2 separate regions of the Mus musculus genome follow, and region 2 is linked to region 1. The links are chromatin contacts, found by Hi-C or POLR2A ChIA-PET in ENCODE. All regions are on one chromosome and are shown on one strand. The core of a region is the stretch at or near the end of the contact, and the rest is flanking DNA. Distances in the headings are between cores, read along the strand shown. Region 1 holds the start of Eif2s3y (eukaryotic translation initiation factor 2, subunit 3, structural gene Y-linked). Region 2 holds the start of Uty (ubiquitously transcribed tetratricopeptide repeat containing, Y-linked).

Region 1 (6,370 bases), core at 908-3,407:
TGTGACCACAAGTACTACCTTAAACTTCTGATCCTCCTGCCTCTACTTTTCTTGATGTTAACATCACTAGGAAACTAAAACTGCAAACAAAGCAAAGCACTTTAACCACTGAGGTATATTTTTAGTTCCAAGTATTCTTTTTTTTTAACATTTATTTATTATTATGTCTAAGTACACTGTAGCTTTCTTTAGATGCATCAGAAGAGGGCATCAGATCTCATTATGGATGGTTGTGAGCCACCATGTGGTTGTGGGATTTGAACTCAGGACCTTTGGAAGAGCAGTCAGTGTTCTTAACCACTGAGCCATCTCCCCAGCCAGCTTCAAGTATTCTTAAGCATAAATTTGCCTCTACCTTGTGTTTTGTTTCCTTGCTTTTTGCTATTTAGTTTTTTGAAATCATGTTTATAAAGTTCATGTTGCCCTGAAACTTGCTATGCAGATCAAGTTTGCCATGAACAAATAAATTCCCAGGACCCTGTATTAGGATTAAAACCATATTTACTTTAAAAAAAAAAAGGTTTACTTATTATTATAAATAAGTACACTGTTGCTGTCTTTAGACACACCAGATGAAGGAGTCAGATCTCATTACAGATGGTTGTGAGCCACCATGTGGTTGCTAGGATTTGAACTCAAGACCTTCAGAAGAGCAGTCAGAGCTCTTACCCAATGAGCCATTTCACAACCCTCATATTTACTTTTAAACAGATATTTGCCTCCTAAATTATTTCACCAAAATTAAATATCAAATATAGATGTATAAATATAGTTATTTCTATTAAAGCAGTTTTTTATTGTTGTTTTGTTTTTGTTTTTGTTTGTTTGTTTGGTTGGTTTTGGTTTTTCGAGACAGGGTTTCTCTGTATAGCCCTGGAACTCACTCTGTAGACCAAAAATCCGCCTGCCTCTGCCTCCCAAGTGCTGCGTGTGCCACCACGCCAGGCTCTTTTGTTTTGTTTGTTTGTTTTGTTAGTTGTTGTTGTTGGGTTTGTTTGTTATGTTTCCTTGTCCTCTCTCTCCCTCTTGACGCCTGCCTACCCTCCCCTTTTCTCGGTCTCTCTCTCTCTCTCTCCGTCTCTCTCTCTCTCTCTCTGTCTCTGTCTCTCTCTCTCTGTCTCTCTCGGTCTCTCTGTCTCTCTCTCTGTCTCTCTCGGTCTCTCTGTCTCTCCCTCCCTCCCTCCCTCCCTCCCTCCCTCGCTCTCTCTCTCCCTCCCTCTCTCCCTCTCTCTCTCTCTCTCTCTCTCTCTCTCTCTCTCTCTCTCTCTCTCTCTCTGTCTCTCTCTCGGTCTCTCTCCGTCTCTCTCTCCGTCTCTCCCTCCGTCCCTCCGTGTCTCTCTCTCTCTCTCTCTCTCTCTCTCTCGGTCTCTCTCCGTCTCTCTCTCCGTCCCTCCGTGTCTCTCTCTCTCTCTCTCTCTCTCTCTCTCTCTCTCTCTCTCTCTCTCTCTCTCTCTCTCGCTCGCTCGCTCGCTCGCTCGCTCGCCAGTTTTTGGATTTGTTTTTACAAGTTCTTTTTGTTATTATTCTTTGTCTTAAACGATGTAAATAACTTCTACCGTGTTGCATATTAATTGCAAGCTCTCCAGTTTTGGTATTTTCCCTGCTCTGCAGGTACCTAACTCTTCACCAAAAATCCACCAGCCGTCTTGTGTCCAGAAAGACCACAAAATACCCTTCAGTCAATCTAGATGTATTAAACTAAATTATCATCTGAGCAAATAAATTAGGGTTAGGGTTAGTAAAAGAAATCAGAAAGTAATCTGATCGCTCACATTAAAATTCAAGTGTCTGAGACACTAATGGAACCTAAAACAAGAGGCTACCTTTAATCCCGCCCCGTAGTTGGGGGTGAGGGTAGGGGTTGGGATGGAGGTTAGGATGGGGTGGGGCTTTCACTGGGGCTGCCCTTGACGTTGCCTGCACTAATAGTTATGAAGTCCATGGCAAGTAGCTGTTGAACTTTATATATTGTTTTTTAGTAAGTTTCGTACAACTCAATATACAAAGTCAGTCAGAGTAAAGTCCTCGTAATAAGGCTACACCTATGTTTACTGCCCGTTCTTCCAGGCCAGATTCTTAGTCAGCCTTTAATCCGCCATTTTACAGCCCCGCCCATAGGCTTGTGCGTTTTGTGACGCGACAGCGGAGGCCACAGCCACTTCCTTCTTTCGTGAGCAAGATGGCGGGCGGAGAAGCCGGTGTCACTCTCGGGCAGCCGCATCTTTCTCGTCAGGATCTTGCCACTTTGGTGAGATTTTCCTTCCTGAACTGCTATGTAAAGTCCATAGTGGGGAAAGCGTTGGGTTTAGGTTGTCCTGGCAGTTTTGGGGCGCGAGAAAGGAGACCGGTGATACCGACTGTATTTCAGTCAGTGACCAAACCCTGGAACCGAGAGCTTGTCGTTGAGGCTTTATTAATGTGGCTTTTTTTTTTTTTTAAACCTCAGACGGTTTGAGAGGGGATCATATGATAAACAGTTTAAACGTTAATCTTGTTATAAATACGTGAAAAAAAGTTTTTACCTTCGTCGAAGTCCGCGAGCTCTGATGTAGTGAAACTGAATTGATTTTGTACGGAGAATAATGTTCTTTTTTTAGTTTTCTCGACCGCTAAAATCCTTTAAAGATTGCTACGAAAATGTACCTCCAGAACATCTGTTTCTCTCCGTACATTTCTAAAAATAATTTAAAAAGTAAGATAGAGACAGGAAAAACCCCTTTAAAAATAGGATCAGGAAGGAGATGTGTATTGTAAACCCATGGGTTATAGGAAAACGTTGGTTTCTCCTGAAAGGCAATGGTCTTAAAAATGTCTCCTTGCAGGATGTTACCAAGTTGACTCCGCTTTCACGTGAAATTATCAGCAGACAAGCCACAATTAATATAGGTAAGAACAACTGTTAATTGGTAGTTGAAACTATTCTGATCTAATTGTTGATTATGGCAATAGATAATTCTGTATTTTCTTTGAAGTTATCAGACTCCAATTGTCCCAGTTAGAATGCTACAGATCTTGTAAAAGTAGTTACCTAAAGAATTCCCATCAGATATTCCAGAAATCACAGGAATCTGGAAGCTGACATCCTCGAGACTTGGGTGTTTTAAAAGGGAACTTTTGGAAGATAGATAGGATCTCACTTTGTAGTCTTGCTTTGTAGATTAAGTGAGTGTCTCAGGCTCACAGAGGTCTACCCGTCTGTGCCTCCAAAGTGCTGGTATTAAATGCTTGCATTTAAGTTTAACCAATAGTAAAAAAGTACTTTTCAGTTATATTTGAAAACAGGGTTTGTGAAAAGGTGAAATTAACATTATATCATTGTACGTTATATTTATATAAATGCATAATATAAAGTCTAAAGTACTTGCTGTAGTTATGTGCATAACAGCTTTTTGTTTTTTGTAGGCACAATTGGTCATGTTGCTCATGGAAAATCTACAGTTGTAAAAGCCATTTCTGGTGTTCACACTGTCCGATTCAAAAATGAACTAGAAAGGAATATTACCATAAAACTTGGATATGCTAATGCCAAAGTACGTAATATACTGTGGAAGTAGGAACTATTTAATTAGTAATTATTACAAAAATTCATTATTGTCTTTGAAATTTTCAGATTTATAAGCTTGATGACTCAAGTTGTCCTCGACCAGAATGTTACAGATCTTGTGGAAGTAGTACACCTGATGAGTTTCCTTCAGATATTCCAGGGACCAAAGGAAACTTCAGACTAGTCAGGTGATTATTTCAATGCTTAATGAAATAATTAGAATTATTAAGTAATTAATTAAAGGTCAGATTGATACAAATTTCTATTTTAGTAAACTGTGGGTTAAAAAAAAAAAAAACAACTTAACTAATATCTTTTCTCTAGGAGATGTGACAGTTGCTTAGTAGCCTAAATTTTTTTTAAGGGCTGCATCAACCATCTATAAACCACTTCAAAAAAAAAATTACTTATCTGTAAATATAATTTTAAAACCATTTGTTCAAATCTCCAAAACTAGTTTGTACAAATCATAAGATTTGCTATATAGGGATGAAGTCATTAGATAAAATTTTCTTTTTTCCAGATATCTCATGTTTTCCCCCTCAAACTTGATAGATTTAATAGCAGACAATAAAACAAATTACAAAGTCAAAGATGAAAGTGAAAATTGGGGCCATTGTTTAGTGGTGAATGTTTTAATCCCAATATTTGGGAGATAGAGGCAGATAAACCTCTCTGAGTTTGTGGCCAGCCTGGTCTACATAGTGAAACCTTTTATTAAAAAGAAAGAAATAGAAAATTAAGGCAGGTACCTCTGAAACAGTACTGTACAATTAGTGAAAATAAATACTTTGATTATTCAAGAAGCTAAAACTGTCAAAGACTATACAATATGAAAGAAATAATATGATAGACCTGTAACTATTAAATTAATTTGGCTGGGCCTGGTACTAGGGCATGTAATTCCCATTTGGGGGAGGCTAAATTAGTAGGTCCACAAGTTTAAGACCTTACAAGCTGCTTAGGTTTTTCATTTTGAAGTTCTGAAAGCATCCAAATTCTTAGCTACTCCTTTGCAGCAGAATTATTCCCAGTATGATTTAAATCTATATGTGGAGGGAGGTCCACACAGACATACATAAAAATGTGGAAGTTACAGGTGCCTATTATGTGTCTTTCTGTTATTGTGCTCTATTGTAATTTTGAGACTGTTTATTACTGAACCTAGAGCTTATTAGTCAGCCTGACAGGTCCAGTAAGCTTCAGAGATCATCCCCTTTCCACCTCTATGCTGGAATTACAGACTCAAGGTATAGGTCTTTTTATGGGTGCTGGTACCAAGGTCTTCCCATATGTATAAGTACTTTACTTACTAAGCCATTTCTCTAGCAAAAATCTAAAGAGTGTGTAATCTTTTTATTGGTTGATTTGAAGACTGATGATTATCTCTCCATTAGACATGTTTCCTTTGTTGATTGTCCTGGTCATGATATTTTGATGGCAACTATGCTGAATGGGGCAGCAGTGATGGATGCAGCTCTTCTGTTGATAGGTAAAGTCAGAATTGGTTTAGTTAAGTCAGTGTAAGTCTAAGAACTTTTAGAGTTGTTAAGGACCATAAGATAATATAAATGGAAAATTTCCAACAAGAAAACCAAAAATACTAATTCTAATCAGCTATCAAAAAAACAAACAAACAAAAAACACTTATAGTGAATACGCATAGACTTTTCCAGAAGCATTGAACTTGGTTATACTGCTAGATAAATTAATATCCCAACCTAGGGAGTATGATCCTAATTGTGCAAAACAAATTCTTCTTAATAGTACATTGTTATGTTTGTGTTTATTTTTGAAGGTGATTTTTTAAAAAAAATTTACTTATTTATTCATTAATTATGTGAGTACACTGTAGCTGTACAGATGGTTGTGAACCTTCATGTGGTTGTAGGGAATTGAATTTTTTAGGACCTCTACTCGCTCTGGTCAACTCCACTCGTCGCTCAGTTCCTGCTTGCTCAAGCCCAAAGATTTATTTATTATTATGCATAAGTACACTGTAGCTGATTTCAGACACACCAGGAGAGGGAATGAGTTCTCATTATGGGTGGTTGTGAGCCACCATGTGGTTGCTGGGATTTGAACTCAGGACCTTCAGAAGAGTAGTCAGTACTCTTACCTGCTAAGCTGTCTCACCAGCCCTTGAATGTGATATTTTTCCATTTTGTTGATACTTAATATTTTTGTTTGTTGCTATGTGTAGGAAAGTACTTCAAATCAAAATGTATTAATTGGAACTACAAATATAAAGTTTCTTTTGTTCAGGAATTTGACATCTTTGCCTCAAGACTTTTTCAGACTAAAGAACAGTACAAACAGAAAGTTATATTTATACAGGGTAAGAGCCCATAATACCTAAGAATCACCTTGATAGACAGTAGATGTACATTAAATATGGTACTGAGAGTTGCCGTTATCCTAAGATTTATGTGCATCAGGGTAAGTTTTTAAGACCTCTTGGGTCTTGGTTTCACCTCTGCTGAAGTAACTTAAATGTTTTTTGTTTTTAATGACAAATTCTGTTTTGAGGCATTATATCCTAGAATTGGTCATGAGTAAAGCAATTTAGTCTATTTTTATTAGGAAATTAAGTCTTAATACTTGGTTTCTTTCAATTGTTTAAAACATTTTTTTCCTTTTAAATCAATTTAGCTGGTAATGAATCTTGTCCTCAACCTCAGACTTCTGAACACCTGGCTGCCATTGAAATTATGAAGCTAAAACATATTTTGATTCTGCAAAATAAAATTGATTTGGTGAAAGAAAGCCAGGCTAAAGAACAGTATGAACAGATACTTGCATTTGTACAGGGTAAGATCTCATAAT
Region 2 (5,730 bases), core at 1,995-4,494, 240 kb after region 1:
AATTATAATTGTAATACATTTTAATAACTGTTAAAGAGTAGTGGCTCATGCCTGAAATCTCAATACTTGGAGGCTGAGAGATGAGTACTTCTTCAAATTTAAAGCTATTCTGGGCAACAAAATATAGACTAAGACAGTGTCTAAAATAATGGTTCTCAACCTATGGGTCAAAATACCTTTTTGGTCACTAATAAACTATTCAGATATTTACATAATGATTCATAACAGCACCAAAATTAGTTATGAATAACAACAAAAATAATTTTATGGTTGGGGGTCATCACAACATGAGAAACTGCATTAGAAAGGCTGAGACTGATCTAAAACAAAAATACATATTACTCAATGTTTAATAAAGGCACAACTCATAAATGTTCTAAGAACAGTGGCACTTGATAGTTTCTCATATTTTGTTTTTAACTTCTCATTTTTAAAATGCTGTTGCAATTAGTTAAAAAATACCTGTTATTTCAATATTTGAAAACAGTTTACTAACATATAAATTGATATTACAAAGCACCTGAAAAATATATGCTACTTAAATAAACTAAAGAGCTCTGCAAGAGAACACTGGTTTGATTAGTGAAGCTCACAACCTTCACTAATTCCAGTTCCATAGGTCTGTCTCTTCTAAACTCCTTAGTAGAACCAGACACTCAAGTGGAATAGACCTACAAGCAGTAGAAACACTATACACATAAACTGAAAGTTCAAGGAAGTGGCTTAGCTAGTAAAAGGACTTGCCTCCAGCCCTGACATGATAGAAGAAGAAAACTGACTTCCACAATTTGTCCTATAACTTCCAGACATGAATATATACAAAATTATTAAATTTAAAAGAAGCCAGTTTTAGGAAAACAGGGCTTTAATCTTAGCAATGAGCAATGAGAAAGCAGAGAAAGTGATATTTCTGTCTGTGAGTTCTAGGACAAACAGGATCACACATAGTTGTTGTAGTCACTCCAAAAATACATTCAACACCAAGTCTTTTTTATAATATAAGAATTACTACTCTAAAAAAAAAAAAGAAATGCTAAGATATAGTTAAATAATTATATCTTTAAAAACCACGTCAGGCGTGGTGGTGCATGCCTTTAATCCCAGCACTCAGGAGGGAGAGACAGGCAGATTTCTGAGTTTGAGGCCAGCCTGGTCTACAAAGTGAGTTCCAGGACAGCCAGAGCTATACAGAGAAACCCTGTCTCCAAAAACCAAAAAAATAAAAAAAATTAAAAAATAAAAATAAAAACTAGACAAAATCATTTCTTTAAGCTTTTACCATGAAATCTTAAAAGAGTGTGGAGGTTAACATCAAATTTAAAATTACCCACTGTACACCAGAAACCTAGCAACCTACTAGTAAACAGAAATATGTTTCTATACATATCACCTGAAGAGTGTTTAAATCTTGGACTCAGTCCTTAAAGGCTAGGCTCACAACCAAACCAAACCAAAAATTATGTGTGCATAATATGCATATATATATATGTATATATATATATACATACATACATAAATTTATATATACACATATATGTTAAGAACACTATTAACTGTATAGCAACCAGAGCTATACTGAGAAACCCTGTCTCCAAAAACCAAAAAAGAATACTATTAATACTTCATTGGTGGTATGAAATTATCAAGTTTATAATCACTGATTTTCATTAGAACGGAAACTATATAATGGTAACAAGTATGTATGTCACAGATCTGTGCTTTTTTTGCTATGGTTTACAAGTATCTAAATATGTTACCTTTAAGAATTTTTTTTTTTTTTTTGAGACAGGGTATCTCTGTGTAGCCCTGGCTGTCCTGGAACTCACTCTGTAGACCAGACTGGCCTCAAACTCAGAAATCTGCCTGCCTCTGCCTCCCAAGTGCTGGGATTAAAGGCATGTGCCACCCCGCCCGGCTAAGAATCTTTTTTTAAAGGTTTAAAAAGACTTGATAATTCTCCTTTTAAGTAATGGGGAATACTTTTCATTAACCTGTACTTGCTAGGTTTAATATTTTCTTGGTAAAACTACCCTGTTTCCTTTCTAAAACTGTTTCATTTCCCCTCTCCTCCCTCTATTTCCCACCATCTTGATTGATACCAGCAGCCAATAACTAAATGACAATGCAAAGTTTCACAAAGGAAATGCCGTGTGCTCTCTCACTCTCTGGAAAATAAACTACAAGGAAGTAAAAAAAAAAAAAAATTAACATTCCAAACTGGAATTCAGTATTATTTCTGCATAGTATTACTACTGCATCGTAAAAAATTCTTTTTAAGTACGGAAACTCTTTATCTCCTTACCTATAACTTGTCCCTTATGGGAAAATAATAAAACGTGTGTATATCACAAGAGGCTGCAACAACCAAGCGTCTTCTCATAACTTGAGATGAGTAACTGGAGGATATAGCTGACCTCAGAAAAACTGCAAAATAAGCAGTGCTCTGGGCTGTATGCTGAGGCAGGGCCTCAAACTATCAGGAAAGTAAGCCAAGAAAGGAGAAACGGGGAAGGAAAAAAAAAGTTTCAAAGATCCCTAAAAGCTATAATGAGCACTTTCAGAGTAGGGAGAGGCTCCAGGCTTGGAACAGTGAAAAGCTTAGGAGAAAAATATAAGTAATTATGTTTAAACAGTTGCTGACCTTGTTCAACAGCGTCTTCATCTTGGCGCCATCTTTGCATCGGGTCAAGAACCCGAAGAAGCTGCTGTGGAAGAAATACATGGCTCTTGTTAATGATCACAGAAAGACATCAGTAAAAAATCTCCCAAAACATTGTTAACAGTGCTAGGCGAAAGCGAGTCGTCACCGCAAGCAAGATGCAGTCAGGCCTCCTGGAGAGTCTTTTGAACCCGGAGAGAGAAAGACAACCTGTAAGTATTAGCAGTGCGTACCTATCTAATCCACAAAGCGCCTTCTTCTCTTCGACTGTGAGACTGAAGGACCCCTCTTCGCCCTCGCCTCTAGCCTTTTCCGCCGCCATTTTCTTTTCCTCATTACCTAGGGCAGCAGTAGTGAGAGATAATCCGTAAGATTTCATGGAAACTGGCAAAGGAGAAAGCGGCAGAGGCTATCTGGTCACATTACCACGCAGATGGTGAACGCAAGAAGAACTCATTGTTGCAGAACCTAAGCGAAGTTCTTAGAATATCAAACTTCGCTAGCATCCGCATAAAGTTGTTATAATACCGTCAGTGTGAACCGCACGTAACGTCCATAACCTCTCCCTAAAGCCAGGCTTTCCAATGGAAGCAACCGTTTTATCCCACGTGACTTTTGTTGACTTGCGTCATCACCAGTGCAGCTAAACTTGCTACTTCGCTAGCTCGTGATGTCAGCCTAAGAGCTCTACCTACCGACCACAGTGAAATTAGTTTTAGGTATGCTTTGTAACTCTTTCTTATTCCACACTAGATATCCAGACCCTTTCATTTAATTGCTATACTGATCTCACAAGGAACAAAGAGCACTAAGAAAAAATACATCAAACATCGGTTTTTAGGGCACATGAAAGCCAATTAGAGACCAAATAGTTAAAAAAAAAAATTTTCCTCTTGCCTTACAGAACACCTTCTGTTAAGTTCCCAGAATCGGTGCTCCTTAATACTAATTCTAGCAAACTTTAAAATTAAGATCTTGAAGTAATGACACACACGTTGGGAAAACAAAATGTATTCAGCTAAAATTGAAATCATCCTCAATGAGTAACTGGGTCGTGTTTTTTTGTCACCACCATAGCTAAACTCATTAATTACCCATCCACTCAACCACATCAAACCAAAAAAACTTTATAAAAGTCACATGACTTTGTCCTTAAACAACAGATCATAGTGAATGAACAGTCCCTCACAAAGGTTATCCCTGCGGGGGCAAGGAGTGACGTGAGGGGGCGGGGGGGGGGGAAGGACGGGGGAATCCCTCATTGCATTTTGAAGATGCAGTAACCATTTGAGAACAATACCATTTCTTTTGACCTTTTGGTTGTTGTAGCTAAAATTTGTAAATATGATCCAACACTTTGTAAGAGGAGCATTCATTTATATATAATACAATAATAAAAAATATAATAAGACAAGTTCCAATTTTGCTGTTCTCAGGAGTTTTGAATTGACTTGTATTACCATTACTTACTGGGCCTGGACCTTCACAAGGAAACCTAGTTCCCCATCTCAGAAACCAGTATCACAAGTCTCCAACACAAATATTTATAAATCTAAGATGACCTTAAACTTGAATTGTATTGAAGACTGGCTAGCAAACACTACCTAATCCCTCTTCAAGTAAATTCCCTACCCCCAAACCAGGTCCACAAAACATGTCTAAGTCTTTTCAAAAGCTTCCATAACAAAATTCTAGGAAGCTTCTAAAACACTTTGCAGACCTGGAAGCCATAAGATGCAAAAAACAGGCAATCTGACTTATCTTTTACCCTTCTGCCAAAAGGTTTCAGAAACAATTAGACCTATTCTCCCCCTCCCTCCCTGCACCCAATTTAACTTGAAAAGCAGTTTCTGGGACTCCAGAAGCCTACACTACAAGAATTGATTCTCAGACGGTGTATAGCTTCTGCTACTTTACTCTCAGATACTAACTGCATGGTATGGTTAAGAGCACTGACTGCTCTTCCAGAGGTCCTGAGTTCAATTCCCACCACCAACATGGTGGTTCACAACCATCTGTAATGGGATCCAATGCCCTCTTCTGGGGTGTCTGAAAACAGTAACAGTGTACTCATATAAATAAAGTAACTCTTAAAAAAAAAAAAAGTCAGAGCCAGCCGTGGTGGTGCACGCCTTTAATCCCAGCACTTGGGAGGCAGAGGCAGGTGGATTTCTGAGTTTGAGGAAGCCTGGTCTACAGAGTGAGTTCCAGGACAGCCAGGGCTACACAGAAAAACTTTCTCTCAAAAACAAACAAACAAACAAACAAACAAACAAACAAAAAATCAGCTCTGGGAATTCTTTAAAGTTAATGTGTATGCTACACTTACCTAAGGACAAATAACTGCAGAATACTGGAGGTTGTGTTTTAGTTCAATAGCAAGGTTTGTTGCCCCAAGTGCTCAGGATATGCTTGATCACACACAGGTGAGAAATATGCAGACAGGAAGTCAGTGAGGATGTATGCTTACCCCTAATTGGACAAATATGGAAAGTTCATAGATTTGTAGAGGTTTCTTTGCATGATCACATGACTGATTTTAATTCAAAGCCATTTCTCTTGGAATCCTGGCATGAATGTAGTCAGTGTTGAACTTCCTAGTCAGTGTTAAATAAAGCTTGCTTTAGTTGGATATTGTGGAACAGGTCTTTAATATTTTATATATAGGCAGGCTTATTGGGAAGCTGCTCTTGGGCAAGTTCACTGGCCCCAATAACTGAGGCCAGGGAAGTTACCATGGAGAGAGAAAGCTCATGTACACAGAGAAGGGAGAAGAGAGAGAGAGAGATAGACAGAGAGAGAGAAAGAGGATAAGACAAGGTGGGGAGGAAGAGGAAGAAGAGGAGGAAAAGGAAAAGGAGGGGGACATGGGGGGGGGAGTCATTGTCCAAATGTCTGGATTATATAGGGAGAAGCTTCTGGGGGAAAGGTAGCCCAGCCTCTGACCTGAAAAGTTTAGGTTTGGAGACAGAATGCCAGGTTGGGACTGAGGGATGCTAGGAGAATCTGGAGGCCAGGACTGCTTTAATATGTAAAATATGTACCTCAGTCCCTTGTAAGGGTTGAAACTA

Evidence for each region. Hi-C counts contacts between places; a loop is a spot of excess contacts on that map. ChIA-PET counts read pairs that join two places held with the same protein, here RNA polymerase II (POLR2A).
Region 2: a loop to region 1 is called in a map of mature B cell, with 7 times the contacts of the local background. The contact joins the promoter of Uty here to the promoter of Eif2s3y in region 1. A Hi-C loop is called at or near these places in 2 of 37 maps with a recorded cell type or tissue (mature B cell and mouse embryonic stem cell). POLR2A ChIA-PET finds 5 or more read pairs at or near these places in 1 of 5 experiments (embryonic stem cell).

The regions. Positions count from the first base shown.
Region 1 is chrY:1,008,438-1,014,807 of GRCm38, forward strand. It overlaps Eif2s3y (eukaryotic translation initiation factor 2, subunit 3, structural gene Y-linked), which reads left to right and starts at 2,158. Exons shown (of 12, transcript NM_012011.2): 1 at 2,158-2,248; 2 at 2,823-2,886; 3 at 3,403-3,530; 4 at 3,611-3,732; 5 at 4,942-5,036; 6 at 6,197-6,355. The coding sequence starts at 2,180.
Region 2 is chrY:1,242,515-1,248,244 of GRCm38, forward strand. Uty (ubiquitously transcribed tetratricopeptide repeat containing, Y-linked) reads right to left here and starts at 3,245. Exons shown (of 27, transcript NM_009484.3): 1 at 2,893-3,245; 2 at 2,642-2,705. The coding sequence starts at 3,038.